Linked DNA regions of Homo sapiens: regions 2 and 3 are each linked to region 1. The links are chromatin loops, found by intact Hi-C in ENCODE. Cell type or tissue: PC-9. All regions are shown on one strand. Links, peaks and the distances in the headings refer to the core of each region. The heading gives the core; the rest is flanking DNA.

What was found. Hi-C counts contacts between places; a loop is a spot of excess contacts. Peaks named below come from ENCODE experiments on the same cell type or tissue, not always from the same donor. Only the 100,000 strongest peaks of a DNase experiment are listed, where the experiment ranks them.
Region 2: a loop joins it to region 1, with 4 times the contacts of the local background. A loop is called at or near these places in 2 of 110 quality-filtered maps.
Region 3: a loop joins it to region 1, with 3 times the contacts of the local background. A loop is called at or near these places in 73 of 110 quality-filtered maps.

What each region holds. Positions count from the first base shown.
Region 1 is chr3:132,339,830-132,348,200 of GRCh38, forward strand. ACP3 (acid phosphatase 3) reads left to right here. Exons shown (of 10, transcript NM_001099.5): 6 at 2,723-2,815; 7 at 5,098-5,230. Among named protein-coding and RNA genes, the nearest start is that of ACP3, 27 kb to the left of the region's middle. In PC-9, for the core only: CTCF peaks have their summits at 3,403 (motif pointing left) and 3,606; DNase peaks (open chromatin) are centred at 3,352 and 5,072; H3K27ac peaks cover 1,322 bases.
Region 2 is chr3:132,176,721-132,185,091 of GRCh38, forward strand. It overlaps the pseudogene PSMC2P1. Among named protein-coding and RNA genes, the nearest start is that of TRC-GCA6-1, 48 kb to the right of the region's middle. In PC-9, for the core only: CTCF peaks have their summits at 3,693 (motif pointing left) and 3,899; a DNase peak (open chromatin) is centred at 3,821.
Region 3 is chr3:132,394,789-132,403,159 of GRCh38, forward strand. It overlaps the pseudogene NIP7P2. Among named protein-coding and RNA genes, the nearest start is that of DNAJC13, 19 kb to the right of the region's middle. In PC-9, for the core only: CTCF peaks have their summits at 4,707 (motif pointing left) and 4,907; no DNase peak of the experiment used is centred there.

The DNA of each region.
Region 1 (8,371 bases), core at 1,420-6,419:
CCTCCCCAGAGGTTCTGAAGTAGGGCTGAAAGTCCCAACGCTCTAATCCCGGCCTTGGCTTTCTGGTGACCAACCCCCATCCTGAAGCTGGCCAGGGACTGCCAGCCATCAATCAATCATTAGCATGCAAAAAGACATACTTTGGAGACTCCAAGGATTTTAGGAATTCTATGGCAGAAAATGGAGATGAACACCAAATAGAAGGCCGGGCACAGTGGCTCACGCTTGTAATCCCAACACTTTGGGAGACCAAGGTGGGTGATCACCTGAGGTCAGGAGTTTGAGACCAGCCTGGCCAACTTAGTGAAACCCTGTCTCTACTAGAAACACAAAAAATTAGCCAGGCGTGGTGGCAGGCGCCTGTAATCCCAGCTACTCAGGAGGCTGAGGCAAGAGAATCACTTGAACCCAGGAGGCGGAGGTTGCAGTGAGCCGAGATGGCGCCACTGCATTCCAGCCTGGGCAACAAGAACGAAATTCCGTCTCAAAAAAAAAAAAAAAAGACCAAATATATATTTCACAATATCATAGATAATGAATGGCATTTTTAAAAAAAAGTTTGTCTATTAACTGCTTACCGTGTTCTTGCCATGTAGGTTCTGTATCAATGTATTCTTATATGGCTTCTATATTTTGAGTCATGTTTAGAAAAGCTTTCCCCACTCCTAGGTTATAAAGGAAGTCTGCAATGCTTTCTTCTAATTCCACTCTAGCTTCATTTCTCATTTATATATTGAATTCATTTACAGTTCATACTGGTAGAAGGTATCCTGTTTAAGTTTTTTCCTGGAAGATTATCTAATTGCTCCATCATTGTTTATTGAATAGTTCATTTTTTTCCTACTTATTGAAGCTATTATATATTAAAATTCCCATAGGTGTGGGGTCTATTTATGTAATTTTTATTCTGTTTAATTTTTTATTAGCCAAAACTTGGGTTTTAACTATTAAGACTTTATAATATGCTTTAATATCTAAAGGGCTAGTCATCCCTCATTGCTTTTTCTGAGTTTCCATGGCTATGTTTTAATTTTCTTTGTGAACTTCAGAGTCAGCTTGTCTAGTTCCAAAAGTATTTTTTAATTTTTAGTATTTTCATTAGGATCATATTAAATTTATTTAACTTAGGGAGAATTTGCAACTTTTCACTGTCAAATCTTCCTAAGAATATGGTACATGTTCCTACTTGTTTTATCTTAAAGATTATTTTAGGGTTTTCTTCATATATGTCTTTACATTTTTTGTTAAGTTTGTTTCAGGTTTACAGTATCTCCAGTTTTCAAAAATGTGTATCTCTGATTTCTTCCTTTTGCCTATTTGCACTGGCCACTACTTACAGTATAATGTTATGGGCAGTGTTGGTAGCGGGTATTCTTGTCTTATTTCTGATTTTAGAGGAGTTTTCCTAATAAGCATACAGGCTTTTGAACCAAAATAGACATATTTTTATGAAATTAAGGAAATATCCACCTTTCTTATTTTCTTGAGTGTATTTTTTTAAATCAATATTAGTTGTTTAATCTCCTGAATGATTGTTTTAACATTTTTTAATACAATCAAATTATTTTTCTCCTTGGATTAATTACAATGATTGATTACATTCATAGATTTACCAATGTTGAACAATCTTTATATTTCTCAAATCAAACCCATTTCCTTTTATGTGACATTGAATTACTTCCTGTTATTTTACTTACACCTTTTGCATTGATATTTACAAGTGGCATTGAACTAATAGTTTTATTTTGGGGGCAATCTTTGTCAGTATCAGTGTTACACTTAATTCATAAGAAGTTTTTGAAAGTTTTCTTTCATCTTCTATGCTCCAGAACAGTTAAAATAGCATTAGAATAATTTACTCTTGAAAAGCTTGGTAGAATTCCTCTATGACAGTCATCTGGCCCTGGAGCTTTTATGTTTGAGAAGATGGCAGTAGGAGCTCTTTAACAATAATTTCTATTATTTTATGAAAATCTATTGAGGTTAATATTGGCAAATTGTAGTTCCCTAGAAATTTCATCCATCAGACAGACAATATCTTCCAAAAAGGCTTCCCAGAAATGGCTGCCAATTTCAGCAGTCAGATAGCTGAACATTGGGTCTCATTATTGCGACATTCCAAGAAACATACAGAACCTAGCGAAAGATTTGCATTCCATCCAAGTTTTATATGTATAGCCAAAGACCAAGCCCTATTTGTGTTGCATGTTCCAGGATGCTTTGGCCTGAAATATGCTTTCCTTTCTCACCTGGGACATATTTACACATGAGTTATACTTTACCCACTTCTAAAAAGAATCTGAGGCAGTACACTTCAATCCAATTCCAGCACGAACCAGGAACATGTGGCAGTCAGCCAGCATCTATCTACATTTTAAATGTAATAATAAGGAATAATCAATTCGTGTTTGTAAAATTCTTTGGAATGACATTATCGTAACCAATATTACTGGTGCATTTTTCTGTGAAGAACAGCGGTTCTCAACAGGGGCGCATTTGCCTCACAAGGAACATTTGGCAATGTCGGGAGATATTCTGGGTTATACAAGTGGGAGATTAGGAATGCTACTGGCATCTAGTGGGCAGAGGCCAGGATACTGTGAAACATCCTATAATGCACAGGAGAGCTCCCTACAACAAACAATTGTCTGGCCCAAAATATCAATAATGCTGAAGCTGAGAAACCTGTGTAGGAATTTTTCTTTCTCTGTTTGTGTTTCAGGATTTTATAGCTACCTTGGGAAAACTTTCAGGATTACATGGCCAGGACCTTTTTGGAATTTGGAGTAAAGTCTACGACCCTTTATATTGTGAGGTAAAAGAAAAAAAAATCACAGGTTAACTTGCAATCTGATTTTATGATTTATGCTTATTTTGAAATAGATGAATATCTTTTCTTTCACTTCTTTATGAATGTATTACTTATACTTCTTTTGACATTGAAACGTAATTCACAACTTCCTTATATTAACTTGAAAATGCTGACTTCTCTTTTCTCTCTATTATTATTTATGTTTTCACCCTTTAGAAAATTACAAGCAAAATTGCTTTTCTTCTATGAGTTTCCACTTTAGTTTTTTCCCCCCTTGGATTCAGTAGGAGCTTATTTATTTTGCAGCCACTCAAAAATGCTGGGTTCCTGTCCTTGGTCTTAATGAAAAAACAATGTTGTTATAAAGAAAGAGGGGAAAATTACCTGATTTCCGAATGTAGAAATAAACAAGCAAAATATAAGCCAGGCTATTTATATTTGCTTAACAAGAAAGAACTTCTTTCTTGCTTTGCGATGCATTTGAAATACCGTTTGTGGCCAGATAAATTACGATTGCTTTTCAAGGTTACATGGTGTTTCTCACTCACCATGCTCCACCTTCTGGCCAAAAGGAGTACTCTCTGTTCCTGTTTTCCCAACTAGCTCACTAAATATGGGGCAAGATTCTGACCACCCACCTAATTCATATTGACTTCTAACTTTGAGGTCATCGTGAGAGTCTGGGGGGCAGCAATTACTTCCGTAGTTCTATCTTAATAACAGATGACACAGTTTGCCTCCATCCATCCTAAAGTTAATTGACCCAATCACATGCTACTTTCCCAGTATTTTCACTTAATCATCAGCAACTATTTCAGTGAAAATTCATTAGCATTGTAAAAGACTCTTCAGTGAAAACAAGAGCCCCCATTTTTGTTCCAGTCATAATTTTTTTTTCTTCCTTACTACAGTTTGATCTGAGCTATTCCAAAATGTGGTCATGTCATGTGATATTTTTTCCAAATCTCTCTCACTTATTTCCTCTGTAGGTCACTCCACTTTGGTCTCCTCTTTCACGAACTCACTTTCTCTCACTCTTAATCCTGCCTTTGAAACTGGGGGACTCCTAATCAACTCTTCCTAACGGGTAATAAATATTGGCACAAGGTCTCACCTGCCCTGCTTGTACTTAACCATTCATTTAACGCATATTTACCAAGTATCCACTGTGTGCAAGGTGCAGGCTTTCCTCAAGAGTCAGTGAACTACAGCCAGGTATGGTGGCTCCTGCCTGTAATCCCAGCACTTCTGGGAGGCTGAGATGGGAGGATCATTTGAGGCTAGAAGTTCAGGATGAGCCTGGGCAGCATAATGAGGCCCTACCTCTACAAAACACTTTTAAAAATTAGCCACGTGTGGCCAGGTGTAGTGGCTCATGCCTATAATCCCAGCACTTTGGGCTAAGGTGGGCGGATTGCCTGAGCTCAGGAGTTCGAGACCAGCCTGGCCAACATGGCGAAATTTCATCTCTACTAAAAATACAAAAATTAGGCGGGTGTGGTGGCGCATGCCTGTAATCCCAGCTACTCGGGAGGCTGAGGCAAGAGAATCGCTTGAACCCAGGAAGTGGAGGTTGCAGTGAGCTGAAATCGTGCCACTGCACTCCAGGCTGGATGACAGAGCAAGATTCTGTCTCAAAAAAAAAAAAAAAAAAAAGTGCCACGTGTGGTGGCATGCACCTATAGTCCCAACTACTCAGGAGGCTGAGGTAGGAGGATTGCTTGAGTCCTGGAGTTTGAGGTTACAGTGAGCTGTGATGGCCACTGCATTCCAGCCTTGGTGACAGAGCAAGACAATGTCTCTGAAAAAAAAAAAAGAAAAAAAAAGTCAGCAAACTAGACCTTGATGGGGGTAGGGGAGAATATATTACTGAAGGCTCCAGAAATATATTGCCTTTCCTAACTGGCCTCTCAGGCAGCCCATTCAGCTTTTAAGGAAATATCATTTAACTCTGTCAGGTTCATAGAAAGATTTCTAACCCTTTCATAAAGGAATGAGGTATTATTTCCCTACTGCACCCTTACTCTGCAAAATATGAGCCACCCACTGATCCAGAGTTAAACCAAAAGCTATGGACTGGGTAGGAATGGGTAAATTCATTTATATAAGCTTTTCTTCTGAAAGTCAATACCACTACTTATCACAATATGAAGTTCTTTTAGAAAGAAATGGCAGGACAAGAAAGTCTGGCCCTACTAGTTCTTGTGAGGTGAAAAAGGATAAGTCAACAAAGAGGACAGTCATATAAATACACATACATTTTTCTTCCTTTTTCTTTGCTACAGAGTGTTCACAATTTCACTTTACCCTCCTGGGCCACTGAGGACACCATGACTAAGTTGAGAGAATTGTCAGAATTGTCCCTCCTGTCCCTCTATGGAATTCACAAGCAGAAAGAGAAATCTAGGCTCCAAGGGGGTAAGTATTAAAAAATGAGAGGAGCATATTGGATTTGTGGTTGAATGATCCAGGTCTGAGTCATTCCCTCCACTAATCAACTGTGTGATCTCAGACAGTTCACTTAATCACTCTTGCACCAGCTTCCATTCTGCAAAATGGGGATATTAATGATACCTACTTCATAGACAGTGAGTATTAAAATGAATGTATGTATTCAAATGGCTTAGAGCAAACAGTACCTGGTACATAATACACTGTCAATAAATGTCATATGTTAGTATAATCATAACTATTACTCACTCAAGCCCTTAGTTTTCTATCTGGAAAATGAAAGCTAAAGCTAAATGATCCTTTCCATCCCCTCCAGATCAAAAATCAAGGATCTGTGTCTGAGCCACATGAAAATCAATTGTGTCTTGTGGCCTATATGATGAATTTTTCAAGTGGGAGGTATGACAAAAGTGGCCTGTTTTCCTGAAACCCTGAGTGGTAGTCATTGTGAAAGCCGATAAAATATATTTTTCAGGCTAATTGTTATATTTTTCAGACCAATTATGTGCTGTTAAAATATGTTGCAATTGACAAGTTTATAACACAGCTTGAAATTTTTCATTGACATTGAAAGCTGTTGAGATTTATTTATCAGTGATGCCTCTTCTTGGTTAGAACTGGCTCTTCGTAGCACAGGACACCCTGTCATATGAAGGCAGACCCAGGCAAGAGGATGCTGGATTCTTGTAATCAGGATAAGTGGATGGAAGAAAAAAGTCAGGACCAGCAAAGACAAGGACAGATGTTGGGGCTTATGAGAGAAACTGGATGGGCAGGCCAAGATACCAAATGAGGTGTCAGACTTAGATGTGGTTATCATAGGTATTAAAACTAGGGATAAAGAAGAAGAGAAAGTTCATCATGTCAGGTTGACGTAATGAGGAAAGTCCAAGCCACAGGAGATGGTCCAAGTCAGGCTGACACACATATTCAAGGCATTTTGAGATTAATACAATCACATCATGATTCCAGCCATTGACAGACACTATTCACCACAGCATCAGGACAAGTCCATCAAAATCCCAAGAGAATGCATAGAGGCAAAGCATATTAGGGCTGGACCAGACTGGGAGGTTGTTCACTGAGGCTACTTAACTAGGGAAAAAATTCAAATCACTGACCAGAAAAGGAATCAATTATAGCTAGAAAAGCAGGGCTGCACACCAGGTATAAAGAGTGAGGCAAGCTGTAACCAGGGGAATGAGGTATGAAACCAGGATGGTCAGGAGCAAATTCATGTGAGATGAATAAAGTAGGTTGGGGCAAAAAATTTAGGACAGTGGCCATTAACGACATGAGGTTGTTGTAGATCTGCTATTACAAAAATCCTGATTGCATGGCACAGAGACAGACTTGATAGAAATGTGCAAGTCCTTACTTCACATTAAACACATGAGCAACAAGATCCAGCCTTGAGGAAGGGAGAGTCTCCAGAGAGGAGTCTTAGATGGAAGCTGGAGTGTTGGAAAAAATTACCAGGCGGGATACAGACTGTGTCTATGGGCAGAACCCAGGAAGAAGCTCAATCTTAAGTGCTTAACAACAAAAGATGTAGAGGGTGCCTTGGAAGCCACATAAGCACTCAGCCTCATTTCTGGCCCACCAGGTGCCAGCAGTGTGACTCAGTTGCAAGCCCCATCAAATGGTGGAAGCGGGACTCTTGATTTATTTCCCCCAACCTAGTTATGGTGGATTCAGGCACCTAGTCCCTCACAACTCAAAGTGCAGTCTACTTTTCAGCATCGGCATCAACTACCACCTGGCTAGAAACACAGGCCCCACTCCCAAACGAGTTGAATCAGGATCTGCATTTGAATAAAATCCCAACATGCTTTATACCAGACAGGAGTTGACAGTAGTCTAATAGTAGATGTAGGGATGTGTATGTATGAATAAGAAATGGAGTTGCTCCACTTTCCTCATGTTTCCTCTTTTATTTCCCTTGCCTACTAGAAGATTACATTTGGGAGAAGCCACTTCCCCTCTCTGGATCTCTGTTTCACTACCTATGAGGAGATTAAACTAGACTGTCTATAAGAGTCCTTCTCTGAGTTGTTCTCTGATCTTGGATTCTAAAGGCTGGCACTTGTATGAAACCAGCTGTCCTGCTTTCTGGAAAAAGTCCAGCGCCATTGTTAAGCAGGAAAATTTCTCCTGTGTGGTTCTGCCAAAACAAAAGCTCAGACTATTATTCAGATCTGGCTGGGCAAGAGAGATTTGTCAACTACATGTTTATTGAATGATGAAACAGCTGCACACATTCCTGCACAGAAAACACACATTGTCTAGGTGACAAAGAGTAATGTGGACACATCAGGGCCATCTTCTGACCTTTGCTAGTTTTTTTGTTAGTTTGTTTTGTTTTTGTTTCTTTGTATTTTTTGTTTGTTTTTGTGTCTGTTTTTGAGACAGGGTCTCATTCTGTCCTCCAGGCTGGAGTGCAGCAGCATGATCACGGCTCACTGTAGCCTTGACCTCCCAGGCTCAAGCGATCCTCCCACCTCAGACTCCCAAGTAGCTGGGACTACAGTCATGCACCACCATGCCCAGCTAAATTTTTTTTAAATTTTTTGCAAAGACAGGGTCTCCTTATGTTGCCCAGGCTAGTCTTGAACTCCTGGGCTCAAGCGATCCTCCACCTTGGCCTCCCAAAGTTCTGGGATTATAGGCATGAACTACTGTGCCCAGTCTAGAATTTTTATTTCATCATTTAACTTCAGGGGTGACACTGTTCAGTAAGACACACACACATACACACACACACACACACACACACACACCAAAAAAATCCCTGGGGCAAATTTAGGATCATATGGCTGGTCATATCAGTGAAAAGAGAGCTCTTCTTGCTCTAGGCCAGAGGTTGGCAAACTACTGCCTGTATGCCTAATCCAGCCCACTACCTGGTTTTGTAAATAAAGTTTTATTGAAATACAGCCACACTCATTCATTTATGCATTGTCTATTGCTGCTTTCATGCTACCACCGCAGAGCTGAGTAGTTGCAACAGATTTTTTAACCCACAAAGCCTAAGACATTTACTCTCTGGACTTTTACAGAAAAGTTTGCCAACCTCTGCTGTAGACTAGAAATGAAGGAAGCAAAGTT
Region 2 (8,371 bases), core at 1,409-6,408, 160 kb before region 1:
AGGCTTTCAATTTAAAACTTTTAATTGGAAATCCTAACCTTATATAGACTTGTTAATAACCACTTCACAAAAAAAAATGGCTTCAAAATTGAAAAAAAGAACAGTCTTCAAGAAGTATGGGATTATGTAAAGTGATTTTAAGAAGTATGGAATTATGTAATGGTATTGTGCAAATCTATGAATTATTGGCATTCCTGAGAAAGGAGAAAACAAACAACCTAGAAAACATATTTGAGGGAATAATTCAAGAAAATTCCCTAATCTTGCTACAGAGGTAGACATCCAGACATAAGAAATCAAGAGAGCACCTGCAAGATACTATACAAAATTAACATCACCTTTCTCAAAGAGCTTAAAACAGAGCTACCATTTGAACCATGGTCTATATACCCAAAGGAATATAGATTATTATACCAAAAAGATACATGCACTTATATGCTCATTGCCACACTATTTACAATAGCAAAGTCATGGAATTAACATAGGTGTCCATCAATGGTGGATTGGATAAAGAAAATGTGGTACATATACACCATGGAATACTATGCAACTATAAAAAAGAACAAAATCATGTTCTTGACAGCAACAGGGATGCAGTTGGAAGCTATCATCCTAAGCAAATTAATGCAAGAGCAGAAAACCAAATACTGCATGTTCTCACTTATAAGTGGGAGCTTAACATTGGGTACACATGGGAACGATAGACACTTAGGACTACTAGAAGGGGAAGGGAGGTAGTGGGGGCAAGGCCTGAAAAACTACCTACTGGGTACTATGCTCACTACCTGGGTGACAAGATAAATTGTACTCCAAATCTCAGCATTACACTATATACCGATGAAATAAACCTGCACATGTACCCTCTGAATTGGAAATAAAAGCATATCTAATATATATGTGTCATCATCTTTTTACAGAAATTTAGGTTTATGGATTAAGTAACTATATGACTCAGCCAGTATCCATTATTTGTATAATTCAAACTCAAGTCTTCTGGGCTTCTCCTTATTCTGAAAAATTCAAATTTCTGTCAAGAACCCCTTAGGGTAGAGAGGAGGACACATGGAATGGGTTAGCATATGAAATTCTTTCATGAGGTCTTCTAATCTACCATGTGTTGATTAACTACATGATATATTTCAAACATATATACACCAAGACCTTGGAATGTTCATAAGTGCTGTTGGGACTAATGAAATCTAGATGGCTGTAAGTGTTACTGAACTCATAGCATCTTATTATTCCATATGTTTTTCCATCAGGGGATACCAAAAGTGTAATATTATCACATAGATAGATGAATATTTTTGCCATTAGGGGTCATTCTCAAGAACCACCACTGTTCACCATACAGCTTCCTGAATCTACTCTTTAACATGTAACGCAAGCTGAGCACCACAGAATTAAATTATTGCACCATGTGGCCACTTACATGACAAATGAAAGCCATCATACTTGACTTTAGGCTCAAGAGAGAAATATTTCACCTGAGCATGGTGACCATTTTGCAAATTATGACCTAAGAAATATGAGGGACTTGATTTTAAAAGTCATATTCTTAGGCATCGCCTCAGATCTATTAAGTCAAACTCTGTGGAGATGGGGCCCACAAAATCATATTTTTTTAAACTCCCTAGGAAATTCTGTTACCCATAAAGTCTGAGAATCACCAGTGAAAATGGATACCATGAATAAGTACTGACTATATAATACTGCATTTAAATAAGATTCAAGGATTAGCATAAACGTACATAGGATGTAAGGCCTTGAACATAGTGGTTCTTGTCCCTGAAGAAAAGAGACTATGAACTGCTAACATGTTATTAGCCAAGCGGGACTTTTTTCCCTATACTGAGATGTGAGGATGCTCTTCCAGACCAAATTTAAGATTTTTTATAAATCCTCTCTCTCTCCTACTTAATATAGCATAGCACAAACATCATTCATTAATATTGATATAGCCTCTGTCCTTATTGTTACTGTTTGCTGCATTTCATTTCATTTGTTTTCACATTCAGATATTTATTCCTTGACATATGTTGAAAATTGAATATGAGAGTTTATCCTGGTGAGTCTGTGAAGATAACTGTTGCCATGAAAACCAAATTGTCCTTAGAAGCTGATAAGAAAATGGAAACCTCAATGTGATGAACAGTGTGGAACCTTGAATTCTCACCATCCAGGATCAGCAAGAAGCTTCCACCTTTAAGGTCAACTTCAAGTGATTGGTAGTGGCCTCCTAGGCACTGTGTGGAGAAAGATTCTGAGTCCACACCTAAGCCTAGACCAAGAGAATTAGAGTAGTGGAATTGATCATGGGCAAGGTGGCAGCAAAGTGCCAGGCATTTGCTATTCTTCCTCTTAGAAGTTCAATATTTGCAGTGGAAATATGTTCCAGATTACATAACATGCAAAGTCAGAATTCCAGAAATTTCTCTTTCATATCTGACATTTAATGTAAGAGAAGCAGGATCCAAAAAGGACAAATTTCCAAAGCTACATAACTACTTGACAATGAATACCAATGCTAGAACCATTTCACACCCATAAAATGTCTCACAATGTGACAAATTCCCTTTAACCTTAGCCATATCTGTTACATAGCTTCTAGAAAGAAAGTTGAGAAAATTTCCACCATGCCAAATCAGCAGGCAGTTCTCCTGAACAGTATGTCATGATGCCGTATCCCTCTATCAAGTTGACCCCCAAACCATCAAAAAATAATCTGTAATAGTCCAACCCCAAAGGAACCAAACCAGATAATGACTGAGTTTGCTCTCTTAAGCAGAAATGCATTTCCAGAAAAGGTGGGGAGAAGGGGGCGGTTATCTGGGATAAAGTCAGCTCTGTGAAACAGAACAGACTGAGTGAATGCCACATGTTGTGATGTGCTTTCTTCCCTGGAACCTACTGAGTTGAGGGCTGGAGTATAGGCCTACAGGAGGGTGGTTATAGATTCTCCTTCCCAAATGCACTTTGAAATGCATCTTCATTGAGCCAGTAATTAAAGAAATGCATTTTTCCTGATGATGGACTTCCGCAGATAGAGATGCTCACAGCTTTATAGATCTCTCACATCTCTAACAATTAGATACCATTCCTCTACTCCAGACAACTGAGACTAAAAGGAAAATTAGCATCATAAGCATTTCAGCACCTTCCTTCTCTTAGAACCACTAGATAGTGCCCTTTCATTTCTCTGCTCTTTCCTTCTAATGGTTTTAAATGGATTTCTTAAAAAACAAATCCTGTACAGAATGTTCCTCCAATCTGTAGAGATAAACACAATTGGTGCCCATAAAGAAACTGATGCTCCATACAAGCAGCTTAATCAGAATCATCCTAGAGTGTAGGCATTGTCTACACATGACTACAGAAAGAAAGGGAATGAAAGCAGAGTACAAGGACTGAGGCAAGCTGGAGGTGGTCCCTGCAGCAGTATCCTGTGATGCTTGGCAACAGGAAATGAGATTAAAGAAATGTATCTCATTCCCCAAATATGAGGCTTTTCCAATTTACTACATCTCCTCTATACCTGGCCAGGTGTGATTAACTACAAGGATAAGGGGTGAGAGGAAAGGAGCAAGAAGCTGCAACTAGATCTTCTGCTAGGTTTACAGGTGGGCTCTACTGGCAGCACAGACGCTAGTTTATTCGGGGACCTTGTGCAAATTAGAAAAAGGTAACCCTTGCTCAAAACACTTTACTGCCATCTGCTGGAATGTTGTCAAAATAACTATTCACATCTAGAGTCACTACAAGAAAATATCCCCTGGAGGAGTGCCCTGTTGCTTACAACCCAAACAATTGTAAATTGAGGTTGCCTTGGGAGGAAATCTAGTCTGGCAGGTGAAACAGGAAATCCCAAGACTGTACAAGCATGGTTTTGGGCCAGTCTATATCAGGAGACCACAACATGTAAATCAAGATAAGGCATAAGCCATGATGAAGCACTCCAGGGGGAGCCCAGGCTCAGGAAGCCAGTGGAGTCATTGCCTCTGCAGTGAGGCTGATCATACAACCAGTTGCTGATGGAGGCAGAAGAAACTCAGCAAGTCCGAGACAGGCCCTAGCACCAACCAGACTGAGGGAGTAGGGCAGACTCCAGTGCACAGAATCAGACACAGATCTTCAGAAAATGAACGTAATTGCAAGGAAATAAGTAATTGCAACACAGGCTGTATAAGCACCCCACCATAGAAGTTAGCACAGAGGGCTGTAGGAGCACATAACAGGTGCACTTAACCTCATCTTGGAGTACCTGAAAAGGGTTCCAGAAGAAGCAGTAACTAAGGTAAAACCTAGATAGAACACAGTTCCTGCCCTCAAGGAGTTTAGAGAATAGGTCTGACCTATCTAATACAGTAGCCAGTAGCCACATGTAGCTATTGAGCCCTTGAAATGTGGCCGGTGCAATGGAGGAACTACAATTTTAATTTTATTTAATTTTCATTTTAAAACTGAAGCAATGCAAAATATTTTTTCCATTAAACACAACTTTATTGTTTGGTAGGATTACGTTTCACTCTAACCATTGCATTGGATAAGATATTACTGTTGTATTGTAATGTACATGTATTTTTCTCCTTTTAGAAAAATTACATGTCACCCTCATTATATTTCTATTAGATAGTACTGCTTTAGACCAAAGAGATAGTCATACAGTCTGAAAAGTAAAGTATTCATTATAATGCTGGGATAGAAATAGGCTCACCTAGTACTCACTGTTATCTGGAAATATTAAACAAAATGCTCAGAAGATCCTAGATGGCAGAGAAAAGAACACGTATTAAAAGCAAATGAATGTAGGCTGAATTTATAAATAAATGGGTGGCACATACTTAAGCAGAGAATGTAGAGGAGCACCTCATAATCTGACAGAGACTTGTCCTTACCCTGGGTTAGAGTCTGTGGCTGTTACAGATGTGGAAATATGATGTTCACTTTTATTACATCAGTCAGTGTGCATTAGGCTACAAATAACAAAAAGTCTAACAGCCAGTAGCTTCAACTTTAAAAGACATCCATGGTTTACTGTTTAAAAACCCAGAGGTAAAAAAATCTATGGGTGGCTCAGCAGGTGAAATGTGTCTTCAAAAATTCAGTAACTACTATCCTTTTCTCCACCTTCCGAAGGATTCAGTGTTTTATCATAGACTTGTCACTTGAAGGTCCCAAGGCAAGAAGCAATAGGGGTGGGAACAGCCAAGTTAGAGAATTTTTCCTTTAGGACATTGACATTCCAGTTCTATCCCTAGCTTCCAAGGAGGCAGAGATAGCAATTATCTGGCAAAGGAGAGCCAGAAAGCCATAATATGTTTACACAAATCCTAAGTGTTCCATTGAAACTGGACATATTGCTGCCAGGAATTATACTGTGGTCCTATTAGCAAGGACTAAAGGAAGGTAATGCATAATGTCTGCAGCATTCACTAATTGTTTCATGATATTTAAATCTCCTATATTCTGATTCTTAGCAGGTAGTTGGCTAAAAGACACTTTTAAATGAGAAAACATAAATTTTTTATAATCATATATAAAGGAGGAGAGCTACGAAAACTCTAGCCAAATCAAAGCTGTAGTAATCCAATGGCAACTTGCCTGTGATTCTCTTATTCTCATTCAGGAAAAGTGGTGTTATCTCAGTCCATTATCTTCACTGAGAAGAACAAGTATGGGATTCACAATGACTGAACTGAAAAACTTGTTTTTACTGAGAAAAAAATGAATTGTTTCTAGTATTCTTATAAAGGGATGAGAAACCTGTAAATTGCTCAGCATTATTGAACCAAGAACAAGTTATTTTTCAAATTTTTCCAAGTAACAATGGTTGTAAATGGAATGCTGTCCTCAGTGATTTTAAGACACATTTCTTAAAAAAAAATATTAGGAGCTATAAACTGAAAACTGAAGAGTGGGAAGCAATAATAAATATCAATAATCTTGGCCACTGAGGAAAAGGAATCTCCATGTGATAATCACATGGAAATTCAAATGTGCCTTCATGATATACTTCATAGTATTCTTGTAAACCACTTCCATGGAATGCCTTGCCACCAGGAGAGGCCACACAGATCACCCTCTGCAAGGACATGTCAGTGCAAAGAAAGGAATGACACAGACATAAATCAAATGAAACTGAATTATGTTTAATAATTAGAAGTACATGTGGGCCTTTCATTTCTAAAGGTATTTATTCCATTTCTATTTGTTTCTAGAAGCTAAAGTGGGTCCTGGCAATACAAGAGAAAAGAGCACTAGGTCCTACCCACAATCTGTTCATAGCCTAATGGGAGAGACACATGGGAAAACAAATGCCATTAGAATAACGAGTCTTTTAGTAATAAAGACAAGAGGCTATAAAAATGTCTTGTAGAGGAGGTGATATTTTACTTGAGTTTTTTAAATGAATAAACACTTTCCAGGGAGACAATGAGCTAAAGGAGAGTTCTGGATGAGAACCCAAAGGCAGCCATTTGATAAGCAGAATGGTGGTTGGAGAACTAGGCAAATTGTTCCACAATGCGTGTAATAAAGAGGATTCGATGGCTCTGAAAGAACAGAAAGAAAAAGGCAGAGACAACATGCAAAGGGCCTTGTACTGCACTACAGTGAAGTAGTAAGTACAGAGTTTTGCAATTGAAAAGACCTAAAATCGTGTCCCAGCCCCTTCACTACAAGCCATGTGATTTTTAATAAGACATTTCCATTTTCTGAGGCTCAATTCTTCTCTTCATCTATAAAATGTGGGTAATAAATACTTCCCAGGGCTCTTGTGTGGATGAAATAAGATAATGATTATAAAAGTACTTGGTAAACTGCAAAGCAGTATATTGGCATCCATTATGCTTATCAATATACATGCATTGTGGTTAAGTGGGATATAAAATCAGGGCAACCTGTATTCACATTACCATCCAGGAACAATTGTACTACTGTTTCCCAGTGAATTAGTGGAGGCAAAACGGGCTGCAAACTAGCTTAAGTTGTGAGAACTCATCTAACAGCGAAAATAATGCTAATTAACTGTATCGTGACTCTAGTGGCAGAGAGCCACTAAAGACTACTTCTGAAAGTGCTGAAAACTTAGTAGATGGGCCTATTGATGTAAGTCAGTGGTGGTTTTATAGATACCTTTCATGGAGCTGTTTCATTTCTATCTGAACCTGTTAGCTGCTGAGCATACCCCAGTCCTTTCCCATGGAAAAATAAGGCAGCTGTGTTACTAGGAGCAATGGTCAAATGTACTGATTACAGCTTCACCACCACTACCAGCATCCCAATGGTGCCTGTGGAACCTTGTTACCACGGCAACCATTTACAAACCCTTCAAAAGGTCTTTCTAAGGAGTTCTGCTGGAGTATAAGCTATAACCAAAGCCAGAGCTGGCTCAAATAAGTAAATCTGAGCTCTAGCTTCAGCTATGTCCCTAAATATTTCTAAGGTTTGAGAAATGATCTCAACTTATTAGGCTTTGATTGCTCCTTATCCAGAGAAAGGTTAGTCTTCACTTTTATAAGGCTCTGTGAACACCGTCCTTCAAATGGATAATTATTGAGAGCCCACACTATAACAGGTACTTTACAAATAAGGTTCTCCACCAGGAGCCTTCATGGCTATACGTTTTCATCCAGCATTTGTAATGGTTTCCTTCAGTCTCATTTCTCTTTTCTGAGCCATCCAAGTGACCTTCTCCACCAAAGGTGAGCCTTTTTAGAAAGATGCAGTTGCTCTTTCAAAAACTTGCATCTTTATAAATAAATGGCAAAGCCTTTGTAATATTTCTTAAAGAGTGAATCGGGCTGTCAAAGTTGTCTTACAGGCTTTCCAAGGAGCTCTGGTGCAGGAGTTCATGAGTCCAAGGTCCCAGGGGAGCAATGTGCTGATATGCATAAGGATCTCAACATCATTTATTAGTGTACTTAAAGTAAAAGGAAAGATGAACTTTTCATAGGAAGATCTAAGTTTAAAGCTCTATTTAATTCATTCTGTGTAACCTTGGATAAGTCACTTGATTTCTCATCCACTGTGATCAAATCTAAAAATATTAAGACTATCTCTCAAGATTGTTGTTAGACTCAAATAAGATACAGTATATGTGAAAATTATTTAAGAGCATATGTTGTTACTTTCTCATATACCAACCTGTCCTCTATACTAACTAATTCTAAAATGGTACATGACAAATATTGAGCTAAGGTGTAAGGACTGGTCAGACAGCCAGAACCAGATGAGGAAACACAATAAGAATGACTACTCTGAAAAAAATAGATGACTTATGACTAGTATTTAGGGAGGAAGAGACTTCGGTCTTCAAACTCTTGAAAGATTATCATATGAAAGCAGGAAGAGATTTGTGAAGGAAGCCGTG
Region 3 (8,371 bases), core at 2,317-7,316, 56 kb after region 1:
AAGGATTAATTATGATTACAGAAGAGATGACCAAAGCTAACAAAAGTTGTTAGGATGGGAGAACAGTGCATACAGAAGAGTAGGGAAAGAAGTAGAGGGAAGGATAGGAGTCCTAATTTACTCATCTTACTAATAACAGCTAACATTGGGTACTTAACATTGTGCTCATTCAGAGATAAGCATGAATTAATTCAGCTAATCTCCCAAAATGAGAAAACTGAGGTGTATTAGTCAGGGTTCTCTTAGACGAACAGAACTAACAGGATATATATAAAGGGGAGTTTATTAAGTATTAGTTTACATGATTACAAGGTCCAACAATAGGCTATCTGCAATCTGAGGAGCAAGGAGAGACAGTCTCAAAAAAAAAAAAAACCACAAAAAACTCAGGTGAGCACTCACAGTACCTGGTTTTAACTTCATATCGCTGAAAGAGGCACTGAAGAGATAGAAAAATCAGGCCTGAGTCACTGAGGCCACCCCTCCCCCATCCTGGCAGTGGTAGGGAGTGGTGCAGAGAGCATCTCTGGGAATTTGGAGTGGAAGAACACAGCCACTGGGTGCTGTCCTGTTAGAGCAGAAAGGAAAACCAGACTAAACTCAGCTGACCCCTGCCTATAGAGGGAGCATTTAAACTAGCCCTAGCCAGAGAGGAATCATGGATCCCAGGGGTTTAAACTTGAGTTCCCATAAATTTTGCCACTGGGGGTTATAGTGCTGTCTGTCTCCAAGAAAACTTAAAAGGAAGTCTAGGCCATAAGGACTGCAACACTTAAGCAAGTCCTTGTGCTGAACTAGGCCCAGAGACAGTGGTCTGGGGGCATCATACCAACTGGGGCAGCCAATGGAGTGCTGGAATCACCTTTCCCCTAACCCCAAGCTGCACAGCTTGTGGCTCCCTTCCTTCCACTTGACTAGAGAAGAGGAAATAGTTGGGGAGACTTTATCTTGGGTCTTGGATACCAGCTCAACCACAGCAAGATAGGGCACTGGTTCTGGCCTTAGCTCCCAGATGACATTTCTAGATACACCTTGGGCCAAAAGGGAACCCACAATATTGAAGGAAAGGACCCAGTGCTGGCGGCATTCATCACCTGCTGACGGAAGAGCCCTTGGGCCCCAAATAACCAGCAGCAATACTCAGGTACTACATTGAGTGCCTTGGATGAACCTGTGAGAATTGCTGGCTTAAAAAAGGAAGAGGCGGACATTAAGAAAGTCAAATGAATAGTTGTGAATTTCAAGCTGGGCAAGGAGAAAAGAGGTGGAAAGGATGTGGAGCTGACACAAAGGGGAAGATGGACAGAACAGGCAGATCAGAGGTTTTTATGAGATTAAATGGAGTAAGAGCCAGAAGGACGAAAGGTTTGGTCAGTTACTGGAACTTTAGACTTCGATTTCTAAGATGGTTCAAACTCCCAATTACAAAGTGTAATGCAATGAATGGGTAACTGAATTGTGACAGGTGACAACATGCTAATAGCCCTCGCTCCCTCTCAGCGCCTCCTTGGCCTGGGCGTCTGCTCTGGCCACGCTGGAGGAGCCCTTCAGCCCACCGCTGCGCTGCAGAGGCCCCTCTATGGGGCTGGCCGAGGCCAGAGCCGGCTCCCTCTGCTTGCAGGGAGGTGTGGAGGGAGAGGCGTGGGCAGGAGCCGGGGCTGTGCGAGGCGCTCGCGGACTGGTGCAGGTTCTGGGTGGGCGCCAGCTAGGCAGGCCCCGCACTGGGCGCAGCCGGCCAGCGCCTGCTGGGCTTCATCCAGGGATGAGCTCCCTCTGGGCTGCCAGAGTGCTCCCGCTAGATGCGGCAAAGTCCCGCTGCAAGTGCCAGTGAAAGGTGAAGCCGGCTGGGCTTCTGGCACGGGTGGGTACTTGGAGAACTTTTCCATCTAGCTAAAGGATTGTAAATGCACCAATCAGCACTCTGTGTCTAGCTAAAGGTTTGTAAACGCACCAATCAGCACTCTGTGTCTAGCTAAAGGTTTGTAAATGCACCAATCAGTGCTCTGTGTCTAGCTAACCTGGTGGGGACTTGGAGAACTTTTCTGTCTAGCTAAAGGATTGTAAATGCACCAATCAGCGCTCTGTGTCTAGCTAAAGGTTTGTTAACACACCAATCAGCACTCTGTCAAAACGGACCAATCAGCACTCTGCAAAACGGACCAATCAGCTCTCTGTAAAATGGACCAATCCGTTCTCTGTAAAATGGACCAATCAGCAGGATGTGGGTGGGGCCAAATAGGGGAAGAAAAGCAGGCTACCCGGGCCAGCAGTGGAAACCGGCTTGGGTCTTCTACTATGTGGGAGGTTAGTTGTTTTGCTCTTTGCAATACGTCTTGCTGGTGCTCACTTCTTGGGTCCACACTACCGTTATGAGCTGTAACACTCACTGTGAAGGTCTGCAGCTTCACTCCTGAAGCCAGCGAGACCACAAACCCATCAGAAGGAAGAAACTCTGGACACATCTGAACATCTGAAGGAACAGACTCCGGACACCCTATCTTTAAGAACTGTAACACTCACAGGGTCCACAGCTTCATTCTTGAAGTCAGCGAGACCAAGAACCCACCAATTCTGGACACAATTGGAGTGAAAATAAAGTGATTGGAGGTGAATTCAAGCAATAATAACATCTTGGATGGAACAACTATTAGACCATTAAAAGTCTACAGGGTAATGGTAGCAACTGAGGAGCTTAAAGAACTAAGACCCAACAGCTGACATCATCAGAGAGGTCAGCAGATGACACAGTGAAGGCATTTCTAGCAAGGAAGACTTGTTTGGAGCAGAGTAGAAGTAAGGATCCTGAGCTTTGCAAGGTCATGACATCCAGGATTCAGAGCTGGAATTAAACTTCAAAATTTCAAATTTCTGGTAGTTAACAGATCTACTTACAACATCTATTTCATAAGGGTCTGTGACAATCCAGTTAGATGACATATATAAATAACCTAGTGCAGTGGTAGTTAGTATTATAATTAGTATAATTCACCTTGTTATGAACTCCTGTGAGTAGAGAGGAAACACATGTCGCTAATCACATCCCACATTTTCATTTGGGAGATAGGCTGTTGGAAAACAGACTAAGGGACCCACTGGATCACGCCACCATTCTGTGATTGGTCTGGATTCTAAAACCGGTTCCTTATTCCCAACACTGAATTTAATTCATTCTGAACAAGACAAGTTGCATTTGTTTTAAAAACTCCCTGAATGCATTTAGGTAAAGAGAAATAAATCTGCCTTGAGCTTCACATTGGCAAGAGAACATACCATTTTAAGAAATGAAACAAATAAAAGTGAATCTTTAAGTTTTAGGAAATATAGTATACTGCTATAAGATCGGAATATATAACTCAAAATTGTTTTATTGGTTAGTTTTACCACCTTAATACAAAATGTACTACTAGAAGCTTAAAAAGAGCATGTCTTTTGAATTTTAATGAATTTTAGTGAAATTTAATTACAGATTAAAGTTAGATAAATGGGTTGGTGGAATACAGGTCTAAATATTCATTATGTGTCCATTAATTAAACTGCTTATTATTAAATTAACTTGTTAATTTAATTTTTTGACGAATTACAATTAAAATTTTTTCATTTTGTGAAAGACCTAGTTCATGGTCCCAGCTGTATATGATACAAGTGAATACTAATTCATAGCTGAACAACTATCATTTACTCTTTAAAGCATAAGTGTATATTATTCAATGATGTATCTATGGAAGACTTTTATCTTAGACTCACTCAATAGCTATATTTTTGATGGAATAAGGCAGAGACCTGAGCAAAATTTGGTAACTGTGATTGAGGGAGTGGAGAATTTGGGCTCCTTTTCTTCATGAGCATTTTTTCTTCAACCTCTTGCTTTTCTTCAATGGCTTTTTGAAGGGAAAAGTCATTATTACTAGGAAAATCTCTTTTATATTACTCTTTAATTTTATTTTGAGTAAATTTGTGTGTGTGTATGAGTGTACATTCTCTAAATTTTAACACGTGTAGATTCCTGTTATCTACCACCATAATCAGGATGTAAAACAGTTCCATCACCCCCCAAAATATCCCTTGTGCTATTTCTTTTTGGTCACCACCTCCCCCTGCCCATAACTCCTGACAACCACTAATCTGTTCTCCATCTTTATAATTTTGTCTTTTCGAGGCAGTCATAAAAATAGAATCATGCAGTAGACTTTTCTAAGACCAAACCAAACAGAATCCCTAGGCTAGCAAATGGCTGATGTCACAAAATCATGCAATTTATAAAGATGCCATTTTTGGAAGTTTTACCGCCTTTTCTTACTATACTGCTTGAGTGCACCAGATACTGTTTTTCAATCTAGAAAGTACTAAGAACTCCAAAGACCCCCCACTCCACCCGCTTTCTCTCAACAGTCTTAATCACAGACAATTGTCAGTATCTGTAAGTACTACTTACATGTTAGCTTTCATCCTATAGGGCTGAGTCTGGGATGTTTTAGTCACTAAAACAGTATTTCTCAGAGCAGGGCCTCTCAAATGTCTCGTTACCATGAGGGGGTAACTTCAGTGGTATCAGTATACAGAACCTTCCCACTGTTCCAACATTTGTAAATATCCTTGTTATAGATCTTTTGCATGGTATAATCATTGTGACACAAGAAGCTGGGGCCCATAGTCTTTCCCAAATGTTTCTGAGGTTGCTCAGAGGGTTCAACCACTAGTTTGTGGGTATAGTCTGCCATCTACAGTCCACAGGTGGTCTTTGCATGCTTGCTTTCATGGCAGTTTAAAAATGTGATTTAAATGCAAATAATATGTTTTGGTGTCTTCTGTGAAAGAATGGAATAGTGCATCTGGATTTCTTATCAACAATCTGATGATCTGACTCCCTCCTTCAAAACATTATACCTAGCTAAAACTCTGTCCAAATTCCCTTAATATTGGGCCAGAATTTGGGTATCACTGATCTGAAGAAAAAAATATTGGGGAGTGAGTTATATCAGTCTAATTCTGGGGTAGCTTACATGGTTTGAGGTTCGTATGTTTAGTTTACACACTTCGAGTTTCAATTAAGGTTCCCAGCTGTTGGGGGAAAAAAACACTTTTCCTCATGCAGATTTAAATTCTGTGGTCAGAAATGCAGAAGGAAAGGTAGAACAAAAAGTAGTTCAAGTCTTTGCAATTTTATTTCTCTTTTCCTGAAACCTTCTGCCACCCATTTCTTCACCAGATTCTTTTATTATCAAGATTCAGGCCTCAACTCAAATGTCACCTTCTAGAGAGGCTTTCTCTGACCAAGTGAGTAAAGCGGCTACTCTGTCCTTCTCATCCCCATTACTTTCTAGCCCATTACCCTGATTTTATTTCTTCATATCACTTAGCACTAACTTAAACTGTCTGATTCAGTCATATTTCTATATATTTATTGTCTTTATCTCTTCCCCCTCACCCACTAGAGCAAGGGCCTTTTCTTGTTCACTACTACATCCCCAATACTTAGAACAGAGCCTGACCCATAATAAATGCTTTAAAAACATTGGTTGAAAAAAAATAAATAGATACAATAATTTGGTGACACTAGCCATCTAGTGATTTGGTTTGGTCTGGTTAGAAAAGTCTACAACATCATGAATGCTCACCTCAAGCAACTCCGAACTATGGGGAACTCCTGAAACCATAGCAGTGTACTGGGAAGAGTTTTCTGAGCAGCCCATCCTGGGAGTTTTGGAGAGCACTGTTTTAATTGCTGGAGGAAAATAGCTTTTAAAAGCAAATTTGAGATTGTGATTTGATAAAAAAAAATGTTCATGTAAGATTAAAAAACTTGGACTCTGATCCCTAGATTTAAGGGGAGCTCTAACAATAATTATCCCCAGAGTTCCAGTTTCACGTAAGAAGGAGTAAGCATGCTTCACACCTTTTCTCACACTGAATATAATTACAAACCCTGGACAGAAGGCAAGAACAAGTATTTGAAGACTCTGAAAAGTAAATAACAGCAGCCAAATTTTGTAGTACCATTAATCTAAATCCATACATATCAATCATAACATGAATGTAAATGATCCAAACATACTAATTTAAAAATAGGAATTTTCCCTAAGCTCATCAAGCAGTATACATTTTATATATACAAGTTATATGTAAAAACTTCTTTTATATGTCGGACCTCAAAAAAGTGAGATTTTTTTTTAAAAAAGAAATTGTCAAAATGGATTTTTAAAAACCGTGACTCAACTCTATGCTATTTACAAGAAACACAATTCAAATATAATACACATTGATTAAAAGTATGGGTGTGTGCCTGTAGTCCCAGCTACTCGAGAGCCTGAGGCAGGAGGATCACTTGAGTCCAGGAGTTCGAGGGTGCAGTAGGCTATGATCACACTACTATACTCCAGCTTGGACAACAGGGAGAAATTCCATCTCTTAAAAATAAATAAATAAGACTGAGACACGAGGATCTGGTGTTCCAACCCAGCAGGAAAATGCGGCCTTTGACTGAAGAGGAGACCCATGTCATGTTTGAGAAGATTGTGAAGTACATCAGGGAGAATCTTCAGCTGCTGCTGGACCGGCCTGACCGCACCTACTGTTTCTGGCTGCACAACGACCGGGTGGACTATGTGAGTGAGAAGATTGTGAAGCTGGATGCCAATATCTCCGGGGACAAGCTGGTGTCACTGGGGACCTGCTTCGGAAAAGTCACTAAGACCCACAAGTTTCGGTTCACGTCACAGCCCTGAATTACCTTGCACCTTATGCCGAGTATAAAGTGTGGATAAAGCGTGGTGCAGAGCAGTCCTTCCTCTATGGAAACCATGTGTTGAAATATAGTCTGGGTCGAATCACCGAAAATAGTTCTCAGTACCAGGGGAGTGGTGGTGTACTCCATGGCAGACATCCCTTTGGGTTTTGGGGTGGCAGCAAAATCTACACAAGACTGCAGAAAAGTAGACCCCATGGCGATTGTGGTACTTCATCAAGCAGACATTGGGGAATATGCACAGCATGAAGAGACGTTGACTTAAAACGAAGTCATTGCAAGGACAGCTGTGTGGAAGGGCCGAGTTTTGTTTCCTGTGTTTGTGTAGACTCCACCATCATGTTGAATTTTGTCAACACTATGGCCTCTTCAGGGACATCTTAGTTTACTGTACTCTCTATCACTGACAGATGCAGGCTGGATTCTTATTATATACAGAGATGGCTCAAAAATGGGGTTTCAGATCTTTGTGTTTGTGATGAAACAGAATACTCCGTTTCAAAAAAATTTAAATAAATAAATAAAGGATGGGAAAATACACATATTCTCAGTAGGAAAGCAAACATGTCTTCCATATGAAACAAGTATTACACCATTCATTTGTGTATTCATTCATCAAATATTTATTGAAAATATACTAGGTTCAAGACATGATGCTGAACATTTTTATCTAACTCATAATCTTAAAAGCCATATTTAAGAGTGAATTATGTCAGTCAGGGACCAGATGATAGTACCTGAATCACAGTAGATAGGTAGAAATTGTAAAAATAAATAAAGTAAACAAAAAAACCTATAGTCCAATACTTGAGATAGCTTTTGATCTATAAAGGCAAAATTTCCACATGTGCATCAAGATTGTCAGGCAAATTCATTAAGTGGAAATAAAATGGAGAGAGCAAAATCAGTTGAATAAAAGAAATAATTATATTCTTTATTGAGTTATACATCTTTCTTTTAAATAAGCATGTTTAACAAAATTGAGGTAGCAAATACAGTAATCAGTCCACCACTGTCACATGGAAAATAGTATTACAATTAGAAGAGAAGTTAAGATGAGGTTAGGAATCCTCATTGATAGGGAGTATTATGTGGATCTTCTATTCTGTTTTTGGTTAAATAGATATACTTTTCTTTAAAGTAGGGGTTTTGTTTGTTTGTTTGTTTGTTTTTTCCATTTCTACCCCTCCCAGTCTGATCCAGTTACCATCATCTGGGCTTCTGACTAATGCACTCTTAAATATGTCTTTTAAGATTATGAGTTACTATCTAAAAATGTGAAGAACTTATCATTATACCTTAAACTTAGTAGATTTTCAATAAATATTTGATGAACGAATGCATAAATGACATGATACTTGTTTGATATGAGATACATGTTTGCTTTCCTATTGGGACTTAGAGATTCCAGAAACATTAAGTTGGATATTCCTACAGTCCTAGGAGAATAATGGGAAACTTTCAAAGCACTTAGCATGTGTCAGAGACTATTCTAAGTGCTTCATAAATATTTACTGCTCTAGTCTTAACAAACATTTAAAAGCTATTATTCCTAGCCCTATTTTTAGATGAGGAAACTGAGGCACAAAGGGTTTTAATAACTTGCTTAAATTCTGCTTTCTTAAAGAA